Linked DNA regions of Homo sapiens: region 2 is linked to region 1. A link is a contact called in ENCODE Hi-C or POLR2A ChIA-PET data. All regions are on one chromosome and are shown on one strand. The core of a region is the stretch at or near the end of the contact, and the rest is flanking DNA. Distances in the headings are between cores, read along the strand shown. Region 1 has its middle 49 kb from the start of MIR7706. Region 2 overlaps AKAP13 (A-kinase anchoring protein 13).

What was found. Hi-C counts contacts between places; a loop is a spot of excess contacts on that map. ChIA-PET counts read pairs that join two places held with the same protein, here RNA polymerase II (POLR2A). Pooled maps may share reads with other maps.
Region 2: a loop to region 1 is called in a map of posterior vena cava, with 2.9 times the contacts of the local background. The contact joins two enhancer-like sites. A Hi-C loop is called at or near these places in 2 of 168 maps with a recorded cell type or tissue (heart right ventricle and posterior vena cava), 3 of 37 single-sample maps with no recorded cell type and 5 of 50 pooled maps. POLR2A ChIA-PET finds 5 or more read pairs at or near these places in 3 of 52 experiments (WTC11, activated CD8-positive, alpha-beta memory T cell and endothelial cell of umbilical vein).

What each region holds. Positions count from the first base shown.
Region 1 is chr15:85,329,527-85,332,714 of GRCh38, forward strand. No RefSeq gene overlaps it. Among named protein-coding and RNA genes, the nearest start is that of MIR7706, 49 kb to the right of the region's middle. RefSeq lists enhancers at 61-250, 311-640, 842-1,011, 1,694-1,773, 1,864-2,173. Within about 2 kb of position 1,670, at least 32 of the 41 ENCODE cell types and tissues checked have a DNase peak (open chromatin) inside an H3K27ac peak, as active enhancers do; they include heart right ventricle, where a contact is called at or near this core.
Region 2 is chr15:85,525,428-85,529,054 of GRCh38, forward strand. The region is part of intron 3 of AKAP13 (A-kinase anchoring protein 13); the gene reads left to right. Among named protein-coding and RNA genes, the nearest start is that of AKAP13, 150 kb to the left of the region's middle. Within about 2 kb of position 1,709, at least 10 of the 41 ENCODE cell types and tissues checked have a DNase peak (open chromatin) inside an H3K27ac peak, as active enhancers do; they include heart right ventricle, where a contact is called at or near this core.

The sequences.
Region 1 (3,188 bases), core at 420-2,919:
CATCTGGCAATGTCTGGAGGTATTTTGGGTTGTCATAGCTTGGGAGTGCTGCTGGCATCTTGTGGGTAGAGTCCAGGGATGCTGCCAAACAGCCTGCAGTGCACAGGACACTCGGCCTCCTGGTCAGCAAACTGTTAGGCAGCCCAAGATGTCAGCGGCACCACGGTTGAGAAACTGTTTTAGATTACAGCACACGTAAAGGAAGGATTTCTGGTTCCTTGCAGATGTTTGCTGCCTCTCTATCACATTAGTAAAATTAAGTTGAGGGAACTGAAACTGCTGGCTTTGGGTCTGTTTCTGGGTGCGCACACACGAGCTGCAGAAGTCTCACTGGTTTCAGTTATCTCTGGCTGCAGAACTTTTTTGTTTTCTTCCAGCCCAGACGACCTGAAGAAGCATAGATGCTACCCATAGATGAACGTGGCCTTTGGCTCTGCTCACACAGTTTCTCTTTAATCAAAGAAAGACCACAGTAAAGGATATTTACAAGGAAAGGGAAAGTGAAAGGGCGCGGAGAGAAGAGCAGAATCACCAAGGAAAACTCCTCCTACCATGGTCTCTGCAGCCAGCCTCCTTCTCACTGATGTCGGTGTTCTCACGATCCTTTTGCTCCTATTATTTAGTGACCTCGCCACTCTAAGTGTGGTGTCCAGTGCAGCAGAATTAGCACCACCTGGCATCTCCTTAGAAGTGCACAATCTCAGCCCTCCCCAGACCCTCGACTCAAAACTCTGCATTTTAACAAGATGCCCACGTGATTCATCGTATGCACGTTAACATTTGAGAAGCACTGCTCTGAGGTTTCCAAAAGGCAAAATAAAACTGCAGAGTGAACAGCTGCAAAACAGATGCAAAGTTAATCACGTGGGATCACATACGACTCCTCCAGGGGATTTATGACTCTCTGTGGATGGTAGCTGGTAATACAGAAAACAGAAATTTGAAGGAATATGTGGAAAAAAGTAAATGCTGTGCTGCAGCCCTTTGAGTGCCCTAAAGGGATTCACCTTGAGTTAGAGGAAATGCCGTGCCTAACCCCTGAAATAGTTTCATGTACCCTATGAGAGCTCAAGTGTTTGGTGCTTTTGTTTGGGGGGTTTGTTTGTTTTCATTAGGGAACAGAGAATTTATACTGGTGTTCCATGAAAGAAGAGAGATCTATTTGATTAGTATTTCCAACATAGCATTCCACAATACCAAAATTTGTAAGAGGAGTTGATATACGTTTTTAAATAACCTAGAAAATAAGTTAAGGCGAATGGGTCCGGTTCAACTTCAGGTCTGCTTTCAACCTACTCAAATTGGATTGATGTTGTTCATTCAACAAATATCAAGTCTCAGGATCTGTGCAAAGAAGAACTTCAAGGAAAGCAGCCACTAACAGCTGCAAACCCCTGCCATCGCTGCAGACAGCCCATGACAATCGAGGTGGGGAACAGATCTGCTGGGGAGGAGGGTAGGGCCGAGGGCGCAGCTACAGGAAGGAGCAAGGGGGAGTTCTGCACGCCCTTGTGGGTTAGGAAGCTGAGCTCACTGCAGAAATCAGCCTGGTCCTGAACCCTGGACCTGAGCTGCGTGGGGTACAGGTTCAGTCTGACTCATGCACTGGCCTGCGGAACAGACCACAACTCTGCCTGGTGAAGGTTTTCAAAGAACCATGTCAGCAAGTCCTGCTGCCTCCTCAGGCTCCGGAGCTGTGGCCCAGTTTAAGGTGAACAAGTCCCACAAGTCCCACAGGTCTGACTCCCATGACCATGTCCGGAAGCAGCCGCTAGAGGCTGCACTTGGTCCCTTCAAGGAAGAAACGAAAGGGCCTGAGCAAATTTGCAGCTGGCTTTGTTCTGCCTGGAACACTCTGTTCTTTCCTCACATCCTCCCGCCCCGCTGAGGGCTCTCTACACAGGCCTGCAGGAGATCACATGCCAGCCTGGAAGTTAGAGCACCCCGGGGCCTCTAAGTTACCAAGGGAGAGCTGGATGTGCCAAGTGGCCTCCTAAGGGACACTGCCTGGGGGCAGAAGGTTTTGGTTCTCTGATGAGAGGCAACTGTCCTCTGACTTCACTAGGATTCTGAAGCCCAGAGAACCGATTCAGAGAGAGGGCAATCGAGCGAGATGGAGACAGAATGGACCCAAATACTGTCCAAATGTTCAGTGTTCAGTGAGCCGGCTTCTGTCACAGTGAGGTACCTGAGGCGGGGACTGCTCCCCGGGAGGGTGAGTGGGAGTTGACTCTGCAGGGGGAGCTGAGTGGGGAGAAATCAATCAAGCAGAAAAGTGAAGCAGAAGTTTCTAGAGGCTTGCCCCACCTACCAGAGGAGTGTTCAGAGGTGCTTGAACTCTTAAGGTCACTGGACATTTTTAACTGGGGTGAGGACTCGGACAGATTCACAACAAGGCAAGCAGCAGAAAGTGGCTCCTGAAGTGCTTCTTGAGAAATGTGAGCCAACACATGACAATCACACACAACACCTGAGAGATGCTGGCATTGCTATAGGGAAGGGGTATGACCCACCCTTTGGGAGCACCCATTCCCCCTACCCCGCCCCGCTCTGTGTTTAGTGCTTTCTACGTTCCATTGTTAGTGATGTTCAGTGACCTCACAGCCCGGTGGGGCAAATATAAATATCCCCATTTCTCTAATGTGGAAAGTAGGACTGGAAGAGGTTAAGTAACTTGCCAGGGTCAGCTGGTAACAATGACAGAGCTATGATGCTTGTTTGTTTGATTTGGCTTGTAATCAGGTAATATAGTCATATGATTCAAAAATCAAAACCGTAGAAAGGGGGCCAGGCGCGGGGGCTCATGCCTGTAATCCCAGCACTTTGGCAGGCCAAGGTGGGCAGATCACCTGAGGTCAGGAGTTTGAGACCAGCGTGACCGACATGGTGAAACCCCATCTCCATTAAAAATACAAAAATCAGCCCGGCGTGGTGGCATGTGCCTATAATCCCAGCTACTGGGGAGGCTGAGGTAGGAGAATCTTTTGAGCCCAGGAGGTAGAGGTTGCAGTGAACCAAGATCATGCCACTGCATTCCAGCCTGGGTGACAGAGCATGACTCTGGCTCAAAAAAAAAAAAAAATCAAAACTGTAGAAAGGTATACAATACAAAGTCTCCTGTCTGCTGACCCCCGGATTGTCAGTTTCCCCCATCTGTCTCCTTGCCACAAACACAGGTAACCACCATT
Region 2 (3,627 bases), core at 459-2,958, 200 kb after region 1:
TGAAGGCTGAAAAGAATGTCCTGTCTTTTGAAAATAAATCCATCTTTGTGCTGATTAACACTGGAGGCTAACCAAAGCGTTATAATAAAATATTACATTTAAAACACCTATGAAAGTGGCTAGTTCAAGAATATAATTTGCCTTGAAACATAGCTTGAGATGGAAGTATACTTCTAGTAATGAAAGATCTTGCCTTAGTAATAAATGAAAGTAAAATATTCCATTATTGTCCCTTCATAGAAAACAAATACAACCCTAAATGACATTTTAATTAACTAGTGATTTTCCTCTAAAGCTGAGATTTGTTTTTTTAAGACCTATGTAGGATTGGCAAATAGTGTACAAAATCTGGACATCCTTTGAAGATAATTGTTGGGGTGGGATGGGGGCATAGAGTACTGTTTTATTGTGTTCATTTTTATTAATGAAACTGTGAATTTAGACCAAGCAGTGATTTCATAGTGGAAGATGGAACAGGATGTTTAGTGGGTTTTGTATACTATTTTTGTAAAAGGCTTTGGTGCAGAATCTTTCATAAAATGAAATCTATTTTCAGCATGTCTGTTATTTATTTTTAGAATTCACAGCAAGAGTTCTTGTTTGAAGAACTACAAACCTTTATTGACTCCAAATTTGACTCAGCTCTGTTATATTTTCCTTTTCTTTTTCACTGATAAGGGAGGGTACTTTATAAAGTAGATTTGTCATTAAAAAAGAATAATACATTTACCTGATCAGAAGTTCTTTTGGGTTTAAAGAAAAAAATTGCAGCCCAGATTGCAACAAATGGTCTGAGTTATAATATGTTATGTCTTTCTTTTTCTTTCTCTCTTTTTTTTTGTTTTGTTTTGAGACAGAGTCTCACTCTTTTGTCCAGGCTGAAGTGCAGTGGCACAATCACAGATCATTGCAGGCTTGACTTCCCAGGCTGAAGTTATTCTTATACCTCAGCCTCCCAAGTAGCACTCACCATCGTAAGTGGCACGTGTGTGTGTCCATCATAAGTGGCTGGCACGTGTGTGTGTGTGTAGATGGTGTCTCCCTGTGTTGCCCAAGCTGGTCTCAAACTTCTGGTCTAAGTGATCCTTCTGCCTCCACCTAGCAAAGTGTTGGGATTACAGGCGTGACCCACCATACCTGGCCTCTTTCATTTCTCGTCAACCAAGAATTACTTTCTAGCAGCAGGTGTCCAGTATTACCAAATGGAATAGCATATTTGAAAAGAAGTTGTAGACTTTTAATTTAATGGGCTTCATTAGAGAATTCTGACACCCCCCATCCCCCAGCCTGGCCCTGCCCCTGGCAACGCCTGTCAAGGTAATCAGTTATTTTTATTGGACTTTTTCTAACAGTCTCCCTATTCTGAAATACTCTCAAGCTATCTCTAGACAGATGAGATTTTATATTCTAGAAAACTTAAATTACTGTCCTAATGCTAGTTAGTACATATAGTGGTTATACTGGAAAAACAGAGTGAGAACTAGTTGAAGAGGAAAAAAATCTGTTGTCTACTGTCCTTAGTTGTAATTTTTTTTTTTTTTTTTTGAGAGGGTGTCTCGCTCTGTCGCCCAGGCTGGAGTGCAGTGGCGCGATCTCTGCTCACTGCAAGCTCCGCCTCCTGGGTTCAGGCCATTCTCCTGCCTCAGCCTCCCGAGTTCCCGAGTAGCTGGGACTACAGGCGCCCGCCACCACGCCCGGCTAAGTTTTTGTGTTTTTTAGTAGAGACGGGGTTTCACCGTGTTAGCCAGGATGGTCTTGATCTCCTGACCTCGTGATCCGCCCGCCTTGGCCTCCCACAGTGCTGGGATTACAAGCGTGAGCCACCGCACCCGGCCCTGTTGTAATGTTAGGAGGAAATTATATATTTCATAACTTTGGAACCATGAACACAGCACTGGAATCCTAGGGCATACAATATTAAGGGAGTGATATCCTCCCAAGGGGGTGAAAATTGCCTTTTGGGACCAAAAAAAACTTACAGTGATATATAAAACACAGTTACACAAATTTGTGGTATATCTGTGGTATTAAAGTTTCATGAAGTGAGGAGTGAGTAGAGAATAATGTCTGAAAAGGCTCTTTGGGATATGATAATGGAAGAAAAGGCTGAGAAACACTGCCTTAGAGGTGTGGGCTGGAATATAGCGGAGCACATTTTTAGCATTAAATCTCTCCTTCCTCCTCTAAAATGCTCATGGTGAAATTCCTGTGCCTACTCTTTGTTCTCTTCTGATTAAATACTCCTGTACACATAGAGACATTTTACACATATACCAAATTTGCACACTACTATTAGGTCCCCAAAACCCAGCAGTGGGTGTATACTTCTGCACATAATCCTATTTCCTATTAGAGTCTGAATCTGAAGACTGAAAATTTGTTTCCTTTAACCCTATCATAGACACTTCATAAGGAAGAAAAAGACACCAGATTTTTAGAGACTTTGATGCGAAACTGAAGTAATAAAGATATTATTTTTATATTTTCCATCATTTTTTCTCTTAGAAGGTGACATCTGTGTGGGACTGGGCTTGGCTGGCCCAGCAAACACTTTTAGGGTTTCTTTTTGGATAGCTGATGAAACAAAGTTCCTATTGTTTCATCCTCAAAAGAGAGGGCCCAGATGGGATGCATTCCACTTTTAGCTTAATAGGAAATGAAGTAATTCTTGGGCTGTGCTTCAGCAGTTTTGTTTATCAGTAGCAATATTTCGTTTCCATGGGTGCGGTGCTCCATATAGTGAGAAGGAGCCTGCAGGAGAGCTCTCCCAACCTCGCACACACACACCTCCTGACCTGCCAGCATAAAAAAGGTGCAGATTAGGTGATTTTAAGAGGGTCATCAGTAGTTAAGTTTTTGTTTCTCACCTAGGTGCTCCTTGTGTTTTTGTTTATTCTTTCCCTCCTCACTTAATTTTTTTAGTTCTATAGTGCCAATGGCAAGCTTTGTTGGGCCATGCTGGAGAAGCTCTTTGTAGAGTATTAGGGATCTGTTTTCCTTGAGTTTCCTAAACAGAAGCATTTTAATAGCTAATAATAAAAACTACCAGTTTTAGTTGCCCATTTTATGCCAGATACTTTGTGCACAGCTCTAATGTTTTTAACAATCCGTAAGGTTGATGGTGTTCTCATTTTGTGTACAAGGAAAACAGGCTTCAAGGTTGAATGACTTTCTCAGGATAACCAAATCTGTTGCAGTGGAGCTGGAGTTCAAACCTAATATTTTCTACTTGACAGCTAATTGCCAGCATACTTGATGAGGATCCCTACAGTTTACTCAGCTGGGAGCAGACTTCTCCCACCCCATAATTTATATTTGTCTTGTAAGTGGACTTGATAGTGTGAGAAGTTCAGAAATTAATTCCTAATTTAAAATACGGAATTAAAGTTTGGGCTGTGTTTCTTCCAATAGTTTCTCTCTCTCCTTCCCCTCTCTAAATCCTCTAGAGTAGCTGCCTTCATAAGTTCAGTAAAATTTTCAGAACTTCCCTTTTTAAAAAAAGATTGGGATTTTTATTTTCCTTTCTTGTTACCAGGAAATTTAATCAAAGGAAAAACACCATGGAACTAACTGAAAATCCTGCTATTGTTCTTCCTACTGCAGCTTCTGTTTTTATGCAGAAAGTTA